2 separate regions of the Mus musculus genome follow, and region 1 is linked to region 2. A link is a loop called in an ENCODE intact Hi-C map of the cell type or tissue named here. Cell type or tissue: left cerebral cortex. All regions are shown on one strand. Each heading gives the region's core, and the rest is flanking DNA. Links, peaks and the distances in the headings are about the cores only. Region 1 has its middle 18 kb from the start of Mir702. Region 2 holds the start of Trim56 (tripartite motif-containing 56).

The links. A loop is a pair of places that touch in the nucleus more often than their neighbours do. Peaks named below come from ENCODE experiments on the same cell type or tissue, not always from the same donor. Only the 100,000 strongest peaks of a DNase experiment are listed, where the experiment ranks them.
Region 1: a loop joins it to region 2, with 4 times the contacts of the local background. A loop is called at or near these places in 30 of 42 quality-filtered maps.

What each region holds. Positions count from the first base shown.
Region 1 is chr5:137,005,695-137,014,022 of GRCm38, reverse strand. No RefSeq gene overlaps it. Among named protein-coding and RNA genes, the nearest start is that of Mir702, 18 kb to the right of the region's middle. In left cerebral cortex, for the core only: CTCF peaks have their summits at 247 (motif pointing left) and 3,848 (motif pointing left); DNase peaks (open chromatin) are centred at 1,321 and 3,833.
Region 2 is chr5:137,108,473-137,116,800 of GRCm38, reverse strand. It overlaps Trim56 (tripartite motif-containing 56), which reads left to right and starts at 594. Exons shown (of 3, transcript NM_201373.4): 1 at 594-689; 2 at 1,848-2,012; 3 at 2,140-5,515. The coding sequence starts at 2,141. The coding sequence ends at 4,345. In left cerebral cortex, for the core only: no CTCF peak of the experiment used is centred there; DNase peaks (open chromatin) are centred at 611 and 4,595; H3K4me3 peaks cover 1,137 bases; H3K27ac peaks cover 691 bases.

The sequences.
Region 1 (8,328 bases), core at 95-8,094, 100 kb after region 2:
AGTTTGTGATCCTTCTGCCTCATCCCCTCAACGACTGGGATTACAGACATTCAGTATCATACCAGCTCTTTCATGCTTTTTATTTTTAAAAATTACATTTGATGGAACTGGAAAGATGGCTCAGCAGTTAAGAGCACTGGCTGCTTTTCCAGAGGACCTGGATTTGATTCTGAGCACCCCATGGCAGCTCACAACTGTCTCTAACTCAGCTCTAAGGGATCTGATGCCCTCTTCTGGCCTCTGTGGACACTGCACATATGTGGTGCACAGATAAACATGCAGGCAAAAATACCTATACACATAAAACAAAACAAAATGCTTTCATGCTTTTAATCCCAGCACTTGGGAGGCAGAGGGAGGCAGAGACATAGGCACCCATATTCCTATTGGAGGCCATCCTGACTTTATAGAGCAAATTCCTGGAAAGCCAGGGAAACCTTGTCTCAAAAAAAAAATCAAAATCAAACAAAAAAAAGCAAAATTTATAATCCAATAATTTAAAAAATTATACTTGCTTAATTGTGGGTAGGGGGCACCTGTGGGCCACAGTACACATGTGGAACGCAGAAGATACTTTTAGGAGTTGGTTCTCTTCTTCCATCTTACAGGTACTGAGAATGGAGACCAGACTGCTGGGCTTGGTGGCAAGTGCCCACCAAGTCCCCACTGGGCCATCATGACAGCCCTCATATGCTTAAGAAGAAAAACATGGTCTCATGTAGGACCCTGGGTGGCCTCTCAGGTGGCCTCTGGGTCCTCACATAGCTAAGGATGAGTTTTGCCTCCTGGGTCTCCAGTTTCTACCCTACTGCTGGGATTACAGACATCATGCACCATTTAGATCAGGCAGCGCTGGAGACAGGATCTAGGACCTCCCTCTCGATAGGCAAGCAGTATAGCCACTGAGCTATAACCCCCAGCATCCCCAGGGGCTTCATAACATTTACAATGAGCTCACCTTTAAGAGAATAGAAGAGCTGGGTGCAGGTGGTGGGGGTGCACACTTCTGATCCCAGCACTCACTGGCAGGTGGGTCTCTGAGTTGGAGGCCAGCCTGGTCTATAGAGTGAGTTCCAGGACAGCCAGAGCTACACAGAGAAACCCTGTCTCAGAGAAGAGAGAGAGAGAGAGAGAGAGAGAGAAGGAAGGAGACCAGAGACAAAAGGGTTAAGCAACTGGCACATAGTCACAGAGCCAAAGAATGCCTAGATGGCTGACTCAGAAAGGCAGCACTTAGAGGAATGGTCTGGATGGCGCAGAAGGCAATGGATCACTGATGTCAGCCTTGCTGGTGAATCACGACGTCTCTCTTTCTATAAAGAGGACCTCACACCTCGCTTCCAGTAAGGGCTGAATGAGATGATGCATAGAAAGGACTTGGTGCTGTATTTCTGGCACACGGCGGGCTCAGGTAATGGGAGGAATTATTGCTGAGCCAATTGGAGTAGCTATTCTTCAACCGAGTCTCATTACAGCCTGCGCATCATAATTTAGCCCTAACGGAAGCCGCTTGTTTAGTCCGTAGGCAGGATTGTCCGGTTCTAGGAACACCCGTGGGAGCTTCGTGAGTCAGAGAGATGGAAAAGCCATCAGCCTTGACGGTGAACTCTTAGGGACAGGGTCCTGCTGATGTCACCTCTGCCTCTGTGTATTCATTAGTGGCCATTCCTATCAACATGAAATTGGGATATTGGTTTGTTTGTTAAGACAGGGTTTCTCTGTGTAACCCTGAGTGTCCTGGAACTTGCTGTGTAGACCAGGCAGGCCTCGAACTCAGAGATAGCCCTGGCTCTGCCTCTCGAGGGCTAAGATTAAAGATGTGCGTCACCACCACCCATTCACATGCTTAGGGTTTTTGTTTGTTTGGTTGGTTGGTTGGTTTTGGTTTTTAGAGACAGGGTTTCTCTGTGTGGCCCTAGCTGTCCTGGAACTCACTCTGTAGACCAGGCTGGGCTCGAACTCAGAAATCCGCCTGCCTCTGCCTCTCAAGTGCTGGGATTAAAGGCGTGTGCCACCACTACCCAGCACATGCTTAGCTTTTAAAATCATTTCTTAGCCGGTTCTCGAAAAACTAAAACCAACCAAACAAAAATCATTTCTTAGAATATTTTCTTGTCTCTCTCTCTCTCCCTCTCCCTCTCCCCCTCCCTCTTCCCCCCTTTCTCCCCCCTCCGTGTGTGTGTGTGTGTGTGTGTGTGTGTGTATACAAGCACTTTCAGTGTTTATGTGGGAATCAGAGGACAACTTCCAAGACTCCATATGGGCTCTGGGAATTGAACTCAGGTCATCAGACTTAGAAGCAAGCAGTTCTTAACCACTGGGCGACTATCCCCTTTATCTTTGGTTTTTGAGACAGGGTCTCACTGTGTAGCCCTGATTGGCCTGGAACTTGCTATGTAGACCTGGATGGCCTTGAACCTGCAGAGATCCATTCCCTCTGCCTTGGGAATGCTGGAATTAAACCTGCCCCCTGCCACACCAACCCTTACGTTCACCATTTATAAAGCCTTGAGTTCAAACCTCGGTGGCACCACCTAGGAAACAGTTCTGCCAGCATGCTGTGGTGGCTTAGCTGGGCTCTGTGATGGAAGATCTGTCTTCCTTCGCTGTAAATGTACCGAGCCATAGTTTCTCAAGGAATGCTGGCTGAACAATGAGATGTTCCCCTTACTCGTTTTCAAATGAGGGGCTGGGCAGATGGCTCAGTGCTTCAGAGCACTTGCTGCTCGTACAGGGGACCTAAGTTTGGTTGTCAGCACCCAGGTTCACGCCCACCTACAGCTCTAGTTCCAGAGGATTGGACTCTTTCTTCTGGCCTCCGTGGGTACCTGTATTCATGTGCACAGACCCATATATACATACACAAAATAAATAGTATGAACCTTTAAAATACCTGTCTCAAATTAATGAGTTGTTGTTCCATGTAGTGCAAATCAGACTTTTCATTTGTTAGAATATATATATATATACACACACACACACACAAACAAAAACAGGATGAGGTCTCACTGTGAGCCCTGGCTGGCCTTGAATTCAATATCTCCCCACTTGGGCCTTCCTAGTGTTGACATGACCAACGTGTTCCACTCCACCCAGCCCTATCCGTTACTTTCAGATGGAGACATATTTAATGTATTGCAATACAATACAGTGTTTGCTCTGATACTCAAGTTACCTGACTTTGGAAAAAAAAGGGTGTTTGCAAACAACACAGAGGGGCATGGAGGCTTTGGGGTTTTGTTTGTTTTAGACAGGGTTTCTCTGAACTGGCTAACCTGGAACTCTGTAGACCAGGATGGCCTTGAACTCAGAGATCTGTCTGCCTTTATGTTCAAAGGGCTGGGATTAAAGCTGTGTGCCAGCACTGCCAGGCAAGTGTTGGGGATCTTTAAGGCCTGGCAGGTTGCAGGCTTGGGAAGGCAGTCCGGAAATGGATAGTGAATTGCACTGAGTTCTTCTCCAGATAGGAGGCTGGTCTCTAGCAAAACCCAGGCCTGAGAGGCCTCTTGTTCTGTGAGCTCCACAGAGCTGTAATCTCAACACCCAGGAACCTGAGGCAGGAGATCTGCACATTCAAAACTAGCCTGTGCAACAAAGTGAGATCCTGTCTTAAACGTAGAAACCAAACAATCCAGGCAAACAAGGCTGGGTGTGGTGGTGTAGGCCTTTGATCCCAGAACTCTGGAAGCAGAGGCAGGCAGATCTCTGTGAGTTTGAGACTAAGTTTTGGCTGTCTATTGGACCCTCCGGGTGAGTCGGACTGGCCAGTCAGGAGATTTTAAACTGGAAAGGACTAGACAGAATTGTCTTCTGAAAAAGAGATCACCCTCTGGTGGCCACTCTAAGGATGGCAGGGAGAGAAAAGGTCCCTGAAGAGCCAAGAAGCTGAGCTTGTGGAGCCTCTCAAGTTCAAGTCTGTTAGGCTTCCAGACTGCAAGCAGAAACACACAGCGATGGGGCATCCTGTGCACTATTTGCTGAAGGGAAGACCCACAACAGCCTTGAACTCTGGGATATGGGGCTCTGGAAAAGAGAAGAGAAGGGGAGGGGAGGGAGGGGAGAGGGGAAGGGAGGAGAAAGGAAGGGGAGGGATGGGAGAGAAGGGGGGGAGGAGAAGAAGGGAGGGGAGTGAAGAAGAGGGGAGGAATACAGAAGAATCCAAGTCATGCCTGTGTTCTAGGTACTCAAGAGGCCGAGGCAGGGATGCTTGGGAATTCAGGGACCACTTGTGCTGCATATTGAGATCTCACCCCCCCCAAAAAGAAGAAAGGAGCAGAATAGCATGGAGTGGTATAGACCTGGCACTTGCCCTTTTCCATAGAGGGAGGGAGGGAGGGTGGGAGGGAGGGAGGGAGGGAGGGAGGGAGGGAGGGAGGGAGGGAAGGAGGAAAGGAGAGAGAGCTTGCTTCTTATAAGCTAGGCATGGTGGCAGTGTCTATAATCCCAAAACTTGGAAGGTAGAGATAGGAGATCAAGGGGAGCCTTGGTTACATGGTGAGTTCAAGGTCAGCCTGAGCTATAAGAGTCTTAGTCTCAAATAAAAGAGGAGAGAAGAGGAAGGGGAGGAGACAGGAGGGGAGTCACAGATGGGGACATAGGCATATTTCCAGTGTGTAACAAGGTAGTGAGGCAGGCCCTGGAGAGCTGGAGCTAGTTGGGGACAGCCTCCTGCTCCAAAGGCTGTGTTGGAACCCTCCAGGGTTTGAGTGTCCTGACCAAACACACACTGTAACCTCCATCCACACCTATAACCTCAGCTCTAGGGATAGCGCAGACAAAAGGATGGTTGGGGCTGCTGGCCAGCTGGCTAAGCTGCAAAACAGGAGGTTCCAGATTCAGTGGGAACAGGACCCAGAACAATAGAGGCATCCTCTAGCCATGCCTCTAGGGTGTGCATGGATGAGTCTGTGCACACACACACACACACACACACACACACACACACACACACACACCAAGAGAAACAATATCAGGAGGGCTGGAGAGATGGTTCAGTTGGTAGAGTGATTGTCTAACGTGCAAAATAGCCCTGGGTTCCATCCCCAGGACAGGACAAAATTAGTTGTAGAAGGTGAAGACAGGAAGGTCAGAAATTCAAAGGCATCCTGTCTTCACACAGTGAGTTCAAAGGTAACCTGGACTACATGAGACCCTGTCTTTATAAAAAACACAAAAAAACTTACTAACTGAAAAAGCTCAACATAAGTTATGGAATTGCCCAAAATTTCATCTGGGGACAAGAGAGAAATTCTCCTGAATATGTTTTATAGGACAGCAGACATCCGATGACAAATATAGTTACGTTCCAATTGCACTCAAACAACTTTATTATTATTATTATTATTATTATTATTATTATTATTATTATTATTATTATTATTCAAGACAGGGTTTCACTGTGTAGCTCAGGCTGGCCCCCTACTCAGAGATAGCTCTGTGTCAGCAGCATCCCCAGAGATTACAGGCATGAACCATCCTGCCCAGCTGACAAATGATTCCTAGATACAAGCACAAAGCCAGTGAACAAACAGATGGAGAGAAAGACCACGCCGAAAATGTGCAGGAGGGTGAGAGACCCGGCATGTAAGTGCAGGGGGAAAGCGGCCCCAGGAGGGCTGCCCAGCAGGGTCCAGGGTAACAAAGATAAAATACAGATTTAGGAAGTACTAACTCAGGAATGTCAGAGGGGAGTGTGTGTTAGCCACGAGGAGTTAGGGAGTGACCCACCATTGAGCAGTTTAAGGTTTTTAAAATATAAGGCTGTGTATGTGTGTCTTTCATTCATGAATCCAAAACATTTGGGCGGATGTAGAGGAGGCACGCACACCACAGGGGAGTTCAGAGTAGATTAATATAAGACACTATAGCTGTGGTCACACAAAGATTCTTAAGACATCAATCAGATCTTACCTTTCATTATATCCATACTATACCCGTCATGGTGACTGTGAACTCCCACCAAGTATAATTTTGTCTCCATCCTTAGTTTAAGCCATTATATCTTCTTTTAACATAATTTTTATTAACTTTTGGGAGGAATCTTATACATGCATACAAAGTAATTCAATTATATTGACCTGGCATCCACCCATTATGTACCCCTCATTCTCTGAACTTCCTGTCCTCCCATTCCCTCTGTCTCTCCCTCCCCCTCACCTCTCTTTCTAACTCATCAATTCCAATTTGTGAGATTCCCCATACTCATGGCTATGGACCCGTCCACTGGAGAAGGTTTACCTACCAGGGTCGACATCCTTAAAGAAACTGCTTCTCGGGCTGGAGAGATGGCACAGAGGTTAAGAGCACTGACTGCTCTTCCAGAGGTCCTGAGTTCAATTCCCAGCAACCACATGGTGGCTCACAACCATCTGTAACGGGATCTGATGCCCTCTTCTGGTGTGTCTGAAGACAGCTACCGTGTACTTAGATATAACAATAAATAAATCTTAAAAAAAAAAAAGATAAGCACAGAAACCGCCTCTCCCTTCAACTATCAACAGCTCCGAAGCGAGGGGTGGGGTCTCTGGCTCCCTCCTCCTTCCGTGCTGGCTTGATCTCCCGCCAGCAGCCACAGCTGGTATGAGTTCCTGAGTGTAGCATCCTGTCATGTCCAAAGGACACTGCTTTATTCCAGTCTGCCTGGGCCTCTGCCTCTTAGATCTTTCAGACGCTTCTTACTAGATGGTACCTGTACTTACATGGAGTGGCTTCTTCTCTACATTTCCATTAGTAAAGTCTCTGTGTTAGCCATTGTCCATGACACAAAGGAGCTTTTCTGATAAGGTCCGGCTGGGAGGCACACTAATCTATGTGTCTGGAGATACAAACTGAGAGGGCAGTTTGATAGTATATCCATTTAGTGATGTAACAGTAGTAGGTTCACCCTTGGGGTATACAAGCTCCCCCAAACTCTTGGTTCTTGGCTAGATTTACCAGTTCCGGGGCATGTGTTTTCTCCTGTTTTGGTAAAGTCAAAGACTGAAAATCTTTGTGTGCAAATGATGTGTAGTAGTATTTGTGTGAATGTAGATGCACTCAGACATCAGTACTGACTGCCCCGCCTCCTTGTCTGAGAGTGGATCTCTTGTTCACCATTGCATATACCAGGGTAGATGACCTGTGAACTTTCGTGGGGTCTCCTGTCTCCATCTGCCATCTCGATGTTGAATCCGTGATCTTCCTGCGTCAGCCTCCCAAGTTCTGGTTTAATGCAAACCAGGGAGGGCAGATTCCAAGTTTAGCTTTTGCTCATTGTGTTCCAGTGTCTACTGTATTCCAGCTTCTCCTTCTTACATCCTGTTTACCCTTCAAAGCTATCTTTCCACAAAGGATCCCTCCTCAGCTCTGTTCTGGAGCCTGCCAATTCTTATTTGTTAGTTTGGTTTGGTTTTTTTGAGACAGAGTTTCACTGTGTAGCCCTGGCTCTCCTAGAATTCGTTCTAAGGACCAAGCTGGCCTTGAACTCACAGAGAGCCACCTGCCTCTGCCTCCCAAGTGCTGGGATTAAAAGGCTGCCAGTTCTTAGCTCAGCCTCTGACCTTGTTTAGACAGGGAGAAGGATCCAGGCAAGGATTACCTCAGTGGCACACATCTCTAAATCCAGCACTTGGGGAAATGGAGAGAGGAGGAACCAAGAGGCAGTTGGATCTCTACGAGTTTGAAATCAGCTTGTCTGCATAGTTGGCTCCAAGCCAACTAGAGGTACATAATGAGACCCTGTCTTTAAAAAGAGGGCTGGGCAAGGATCTTAATGAAAGGATGAGGCTTTTTTTTTTTTTCCAATAGTGTAGCCTCTGGTGAGGTGCCTAGAATTATTGAGAAAATAATTCTAATGAAACTCACTGCGTCCCCCAAACAAGGAAAACAAACAAATAAAAAGACATGAAAATAAAAGACAGACTAGTTGGAAAGAGGAAGGGAGAAGGGAAAAGAGAAGGTCATGGGTGTATAGTCAAAATGCATTGTATATGTGTATAAGAGTGTCATAATAAAACCCATTCATTTTTTAGATTTATTTATTTTATGTGAATGAGTGTCTTGCCTGTATGAATGTGTGTGCACCATGCACGTGCCTGGTGCCTGTGGAGATCAGAAGAAGGCAATGGATCTTTAGAACTACAGTTAAGGATGTTGGTAAACCTCCATGTGGGTGCTGGGAATCCAACTCAGGTCCTCTGAAAGAGCAGCAAGTGCTCCTAACTGAGCCGTCTCTGCAGCCCCATGTAATCCACCATTGTGCATAATTAATATGTGTTAATAAAAAATTTAAGCAAATAGAGTAGTGACTTATTCAAGGTCAAGAAACAACCAAGACTCACTGGGAAGAGA
Region 2 (8,328 bases), core at 150-8,149:
GGAACCTCTGGTCTTCCTGCCTCCAGCTCCCAGCGCAGGGATTACAGCTGTGGCCCACCACCGAAGGCTGAGGATTTCGGATGTCATTTCTCTGTCCCTGCACACCTGTTGCTCTCAGAACGCTCTTGCCCCGGGAAAGCCCCCAAATGCTCCGAGACCTCCTCAAACACATCTCTAGACAGCCTCCTCCAGAAAGACTGCGCTAAGCTCTGGAAATGTTCTTATCTGGGGCTCACAGCTTCAACGGTTAGCAAAGGACCCACGAGGAGCCTCGCCCACTGGCCCAATCGCTCATCTGTCATTCCTTGCCACACATAAACATCCTGACCCGATAAACATGCTCAGAGAATAGATTCTGGGGCAGTGTCTTGTTTGCAACACACACACAAGCTGACAGCTTGAGCCTGGGGCTACCAGTCGCCCTAACCTGTAGCCCCCAGACCTTCCTGCTGGAGTCGGGTCTGGCCTTATTGCCCCGGCCAGAGGGGAGGGAGGGTTCCAGGGTGGAGTGGTGAGGAAGGCGGGGCTTGCGCCCCAGAGTAGTTGTCCCGGGCCGGGGACGGAAGTTGCACCACCACAGTACGATTACTTTCAGTTTTGTTTCTCTTGCAGGTAGTCAACTGCTGGCGGTAGCGGGATTTCGGGGCTCCCCGGTCCTGCTGGGAGAGTCCAGGATCAGCTGTGGCTGGGTAAGGAGAGCCCGGGAAGGCGGATGGGGTTAAGAGCCAGCACCCAGAAAGACTAGCCTGGGGGGAGGGGAGGGAGGAAAGGGGAAGTGAGAAAGCCCGGGAGAGGGAAAGGAAGGGAGGGGAGAGAGGGCAGAGGGGACCTGAGAAGCTTGGGAGGACAAGCTTGGAGCCAGGCCCTGTCCCTCAGCCTCCCACCTCCCACCTTGTGTCCTGAATCCTACACTCACTGAGTGTAGACAACCGCACCCCCACCCCCCACTCCGAGTTTGTTTGTTTTTTTTTCCTCCCAACACTGGGGAAAAAGAAAAGTGATCGCTCTCATTCTCTCTCTCAAGGCTAGATCTCTCTGTAGGGCAAGCTCAACCAGAACTCACTATTGTAGCCCCAGGCTGTCCTGAAACTCACTTTTAAACCCAGGCTAGCCTCAAATTTGTGGCAAGCTTCCTGTCTCGGGCTCCAGCTTTCTTTATTAAGTCGCCACCGTGCTGGGGACTTACAGTACCTTCCCTCCAGGGGATTCTAGAATGAGTTTGGTAGGAATGGTAAAATTAGAGGACTCCAGGAGTCAGGCCAGATCTACATGACCCCCAGGTCCAGGAAAAGGAAGGAGATGAACTTTTTCTCCCTGAGCCTTCATCTTGATCTGTTGTTATTTTCAAAGCTAGATGGGGCAGGAAGTAGGGCCCCTTCCACCCTCCCAGGACACCCTCCCAGACAGATGGATGGACAAAGACTGCGGGACCCTGTCCAACATCGAAAAGCACAGTGCTCGCATGCCCCTGACCTGTGTGTCCTTCCTGGCTGCCCCTTGAGTCCTAGCACCCACTGATAACAGGACCCATGGCAAGGTGAACGTGGTGGTGCTTGCCTGTGATGTGAGCACGCAGGAGACTGAGGCAGGAGGAGCACAAGCTTGGAGCTAGACCCAGGAGCAGGGCTGCCTAGCTCACAAGAAGCCCTAGGTTGCTTCTCCAGTGCTACATAAACTTCCCAGGGCTCCGGAAGTGGAGGCAGGAAGTTCAGAAGGTCAAGGTCATCCTGGGCTACTTGGCCAAGTTTGAGGCCAGCCTGGGCTACATGAGACGGGAAGGGCTTGGGCTACACCTACCTTTGGCCCTTGACCTGGTATGTTACTAATTAGAGTATTCTATCTCTGAGGCCTGGGGGCTACCTGGTCTCATCTTTCCCACAGGCTCAGCACTTCCTACAGCCGGTCGCATGTTTACGTTTGGTGAGTGTCTGTAAAGAGAACAAAGTGGAAGAAAAAAACCCTTCCCCTGGTATCTAGTGCCTCCCACAAGCCAGAACGTACCAAACATCCAGGTGAGTGTGGACACCAGGAAAGAGTAGGGGAGGGGCTAGGATGAAGTGTGTTTGTGGGGCGGGGGAAGACAGGACCAAGCTAGGGACTTGGCCCAGGTATCTCTGACTTCTGCCCCTTCCCTTATAGCATGAACTCCAAAGACTCCTCCCCAACTCTGCTGGAAGCTCTGAGCAGCGATTTCCTAGCCTGTAAAATCTGCCTGGAGCAGTTACACACACCCAAGACTCTGCCATGCCTACATACCTATTGCCAGGACTGTCTGGCACAACTGGACATCGGTGGTCAGGTCCGCTGCCCCGAGTGTCGGGAGATTGTGCCTGTACCCGCCGAAGGGGTGGCCGCCTTTAAGACCAACTTCTTTGTCAATGGGCTCTTGGATCTTGTCAAGGCCAGAGCTCCCGGAGACGTCCATTCAGGGAAGCCAACTTGCGCTCTGTGCCCTCTGGTGGGAGGCAAGAGCTCTGGGGGACCCGCCACAGCCAGGTGCCTGGACTGTGCCGACGACTTATGCCAGGCCTGTGCCGATGGGCATCGCTGCTCCCGGCAGACCCATAAGCACCGTGTCGTTGACTTGGTGGGTTACAGAGCCGGGTGGTATGATGAAGAGGCTCGAGAGCGCCAGGCGTCCCAGTGTCCCCAGCACCCAGGGGAAGCCCTCTGCTTCCTCTGTCAACCTTGTTCTCAGTTGCTCTGCAAGGATTGCCGCCTGGGTCCCCATATCGATCACCCCTGCTTGCCCCTAGCGGAAGCAGTGCGTTCCAGGAAGCCAGGCCTTGAGGAGTTATTGGCAGGTGTGGACAGCAATCTGGTGGAGCTAGAAGCCACTCGGGTGGCAGAAAAGGAAGCCCTGGCCTTGCTTCGGGAGCAGGCAGCCAGTGTGGGGACTCAGGTGGAGGAGGCAGCTGAACGAATCCTCAAGTCCCTGCTGGCCCAGAAGCAGGAAGTGCTGGGACAACTCCGGGCCCTTGTGGAGGCTGCTGAGGAGGCTACCAGGGAGAGGTTGACCAAAATAGAGCGCCAGGAGCAGGTGGCCAAGGCGGCGGCTGCCTTTGCCCGTCGAGTGCTCAGCTTGGGTCTAGAGGCCGAGATCCTTTCGCTGGAGGGAGCAATCACACAGCGCCTGCGCCAGCTTCAGGATGCTCCCTGGACGTCTGGGCCCACCCGCTGTGTGCTGCCCCAGCTAGAGCTCCATCCCGGGCTCGAGGACAAGAACTGCCACCTGCTCCGACTCATCTTTGAGGAGCCTAAACAATCCCCGAAGGACAGCGGGAAGGGTGGGGCTGGTACCCAAGGAGGGGATGAAGCTCAAGGCCAAGGGGACGATAGAACCAAGATAGGGAAGCAGGGTGGAGCCCAGCCCCTGACTCCCAAAGAAGGCAAAGACCAGAACCCCCAAGAAGATGATGGGGTCTTCATCGAAAGGGGTAACAGGCCTAACAAGAAGAAGAAGTGCAAAGGCAGAGGCAAGTCTGTTTCTCGGGAGCCCAGCCCCATCCTGAGGCCAAACCTAGAAGGTTCCGGCCTCCTCCCTCGGCCTGTGTTTTCCTGGAGTTTCCCCACGAGGATGCCCGGGGACAAGCGCTCCCCTCGCATCACTGGACTCTGTCCCTACGGCCCCCAGGAAATCTTGGTGGCAGATGAGCAGAACAGGGTCTTGAAACGCTTCTCCCTCAATGGGGACTACAAAGGCACAGTGCAGGTCCCCGAGGGCTGTTCCCCGTGCAGCGTGGCTGCCCTGCAGAATGCAGTGGCTTTCTCTGCCAATGCAAAACTCTATCTTGTCAGTCCTGACGGAGAAATTCAGTGGCGCAGGTCCCTGAGCCTCACCCAGTCCAGCCACGCCGTGGCCGCAATGCCATGTGGAGACCGAGTAGCTGTCAGTGTGGCAGGCCATGTGGAGGTATACAAGAAAGATGGCAGCCTGGCTACCCGCTTTATCCCTGGAGGCAAGGCTAGCCGGGGCCAGCGGGCACTGGTGTTCCTAACCACCAGCCCCCAGGGCAATTTTGTAGGGTCAGATTGGCAGCAGAATAGCGTGGTTTTCTGTGATGGGTTAGGTCAGGTGATCTGGGAATACAAGGGCCCTGGGTTACATGGCTGCCAGCCAGGTTCTGTGTCTGTGGATAAGAAGGGCTACATATTTCTGACCCTTCGAGAGGTAAACAAGGTGGTGATACTGGATCCCAAGGGGTCACTTCTTGGTGACTTCCTAACAGCATACCATGGCCTGGAAAAGCCCCGGGTAACCACCATGGTAGACGGCAAGTACTTGGTGGTGTCACTTAGCAATGGGACCATCCATGTCTTTAGGGTCAGGTTTCCTGACAGCTAAAGCGGCTTTTGGCTGGGGTGGGGGGCAGGTGGGGAGGGAGGGAGGGAGGGAGGGAAGGAAAAAGGGAGGGAGGGAGGGAGGGAGGGAGGGAGGGAGGGAGGGCATAATAGAAGCAGAGCCACCTATAGGATGAGTTGGCCAAGGGCATTTTCCCAACTAGCAAAATGCTTGTTCCTTTTGTGATGTACAGGGATAGAAGCTACTAAGAGTAGTGTTGGCTGGCAATAGCTTTGAGCACACAGCAGATGCCAGCAGTCAACCAAACTGCTTGCTTTGGAACAATTCCTGCAGCTAAGGCTGCTGCTGTAGTTTTAGGTGTTTTGAGATTTAGAAGCCTGATTCTTGATTTGTATTCTTCAGAACCATTCCTGGGATGGGGTCAGGACTCCTCTGTAAAGCACTTGCCTAGAACTCACCAATGAGAGACTCAGTAGTAGAGTGCCTGCTAGGTTCTACCAGTGAGGAGTCTGGGCATGGCTCACTGTAGAGGGCTTGTCTAGAATGCACCAATGAGGGTGGGGGCGTGGCTCAGTGGTAGAGCCCCTGCCTAGAATCCCCCAATGAGGGGCTGGGGGCGTGGCTCAGTGGTAGAGCCCCTGCCTAGAATCCCCCAATGAGGGGCTGGGGGCGTGGCTCAGTGGTAGAGCCCCTGCCTAGAATCCCCCAGGGAGGGGTTGGGGGCGTGGCTTGGTCTTAGAAGACTTGGCTAGCCTGCTGAAAGTCCTGAAGTCAATTCCCAGGCATATCTTCCTTCCTAAAAAACAAAAGAAAACAAAACAAAACCTTGGAGCAGGTGAAAGAGAATCCTAAGGGAGATAACATAAGTCATCCTCCAAGCAAAGGAAGACCAAGTATACGTCAAGATATGTTAGGCATGCTGGAAAGAAGGTGAGAACTGGCCATTCTCAAGGGGAACATGGGGTCAGAGGAGGCCAGAGATCTCAGAACAACAATAGCATTGCCAATCCATCGGAGTAGAAACTCCCTCAATGAAGTATGGGGTCAGAGGTCAGGGGTCAGAGAGTGCAGGCACAAGCAGAAGTGGAGGTATGAGATCAAATCCAGATGCAGCATCACACACACTCACACACACCTGTTATCCCAGCACTTGGGAAGCTGAGGCAGGAGGATTATATGTTTGAGCCCAGCCTGGGCTATACGCAGAGACTGTTAAAAAAAAAAAAAAAAGCTGGACTCTCTCCCAACTCTCAGGCACCAGCTTCTGTCCCACAGAGACTCCATCTTTGGCCGCATGTTCAAGTGGTTCAGCAAAGATGCCCAACGTTAAGAGGGAGTCGAACTCTTCCAGATGGTGGTTGAAAGGTGTCAGCATCCACACTCGTGGGTCCTGTCCAGAGGGCAGGGTTGCCTCGGCAGTGACCGTCCTTGAGTGTTTCACCAAGTGCATGGACTACACGCCATCCTCCCTTCGGTACCCACAAACCAGACATCTCTCGAGTTTTCAGAAGGCATCGAAGCCCTCAGAAGCCATGATGATAAGATCCACGTGGTGCTGATTAAGGCTTGCCAGCCAGAGACACAGCAGATGATGGGGGAGGGATGCTTATAGTTGTTGGTGAAGCCCACGGACACCCACCCCCAAGGTGATCAAAGTCTGCATCAACTGGTTCTAGTCGGACCAGAAGTTCTTGAAGATGGGAGCAGAACCTTTTCAGAGACACTAGTCTTCACGAAGCTCAGTGAGCTGAGGAGTAGCCAGGCTGGCCGGGGTCCCCTCACAAAGAAGATGTCCAGTGTCTGCAGGAGACAGGGTCAGAAGTGTTGGTGAACAGGGTATGTCAGCGTATGGCAAAGGAATATCCTGCTGACTTCCTGGGCCTGCAGGAAATGCAGGGATTCTTGGGTCTCTAGGATATCAGCGAGACTCGGGCGTTTAAGTCCGAGATGCCAGACGGACATTGTGAATGAAGTGTTGGCCAATGGCATCACCTGGCTGATGATAAGAGTGGGTCTGAAGGACTCCCTGACATCCTTGCAGGCTACGAAGGCTGGAGATCTCGATGGCACTGTTTGGGCGTGACTGCGATGAGGGGCGTGGACGACGTTGAGTGGGTGCTTGGCAGGGGCAAGATCACAAGGTCGTCACACACTCCAGCCCCTTCCCCACCATCAACAGGAAGATCACAGGTGCGGACACCAAGAAAGAAATGGCAATTCAGCCTGCCTAACATGCCGCTGGCCCGTAACCGCTTCATTCAGGTAAAGCTGGAGGACCGCGAGCTGCCCACTGACCTGCCCCCACTCCTCACCCCACCTTCTCAGCAGAGACACACATGATCCACCCCCCACCCTGAGCCGCTGGCTCTTCCCTCCCACCATCGCTGCACCTGCCCAGGTGGGCGGGGCCTGGGGCGGAGATTAGGGAGGTCCAACGTCTCCATGATTTCAAGGTCCATAAAGATTAGCCATGTTCCCTTAGCTCTAAAATAAGAGAAACACCATGTATCTTTTAAGGCCATTATGGGCCCAACGGAAAGGCATTAGTGATGCTTGGATGAATGGTGGGATTTAATACGCAAAAAATGGATATCTGTAATATATAATCTTAGAGGCAAATCACAAAACCACTAAACAGATAGTTAGCCAATCTGAAGTTAAATAGGATTTAACTTTTAAATAGGATGTGACATTTAAACAGATTATGAAATCTCTATAAGACTTTTCTTATGCTTTCTGTTTCCTGGAATCTTGTTTATTTATGCTTTTTGTTAGCTATCTTGGCAAAATCCCTTTTCAGAAATGTTAGCCTTTATGTGAATGAAGTGATGTGATTTCATCTGTGACAGGAGGGGTCTGGGGAGGCGCTGAAGCCCAAAGGCCAGCATGGGAGAATCTGGGAAGTCAGCAGTGATGGATGGGGGACCTAAGGCGGGAGGAGGCATAAAACTCTGGAGATACGCTTGGAGGTGAGTCGCAGTCACCTCAGTGTTTTTAATCTGTGGCAGCGTCTTTGGATGAAGACGGTAGGGGTGGCTTTGGAGGGTGTGTTTAGCCAGGGGGCTATGGAGAAATGAGGCTGAAGAGACATTTAAGGTAGGGATTATTATGACACAGTGTGTGTGTGAGACACAGGGGCCTTTGGAATAAAGTCCAGATGGAAGTTTAAGGATAGAGAAGGGACATCTTTTTCTGGACAGAATTCCCTGTTTGTAGAAACCAATGTAGGGAATCACCAATGTCCAGATTTGATTACATATAAAATTTAAAAGCTAGATATGGAGGTGCAAGCCTGGTATAATCCCCAGGACTCAGTTGGTGAGAGCAGAATTGTGAGTTCAAGGCCAGCCTAGGCTCCATAGTGAGCCCCTTCAAGTGGGGCTCTGGCTCTCAGTTGGTAGAGTGCTTGCCTGGCATAACCGACCCCTGGGTTCGATCCCCAGCACTGAATAAAAACAGGTATAGCACATACCTACAGTCCTGGCAGTCAGTCGGAATGGGAGACTCACAAGTCCATGGTTATCCTTGGCTAACCTAGCAAATTCCAAACCAGCCAAGGCTACGTGAGACCTTGGCTAAAACAAAACCAACAAAACTGCTCTTAAAAAAGCAAATGAACAACAACAACAAAAATGAATGAATAAATAAATAAATAAATAAATAAATAAGCTAACATAAAAATATATACACAGCAAAGCATAAGGGAAGACATGAGGGCCAGTAAGATTACAAACAACAGAGAATTTTGATTTGATGAGGAAAAGCTGAAATACCAGTTAAAAAAAAGGACACCTATCTGGACAAAGAAGAAAATAGTTTAGATACCCAGGGGAAGTATCTATGAGCAAGGACTTATAAAATGAAAAAGAATTCATCAAATAAAACCACTGGCATACGCCAAAGATAAAAGTTACAGATGTGTTCTGAAGAAACATGTAGATTCCTGGCACTATGAAATAATGCCTCCCAGAGAGTCATTTAGCAATATTTGCCACAGGAGGATTTTTTTATTTATTTATTTTTTT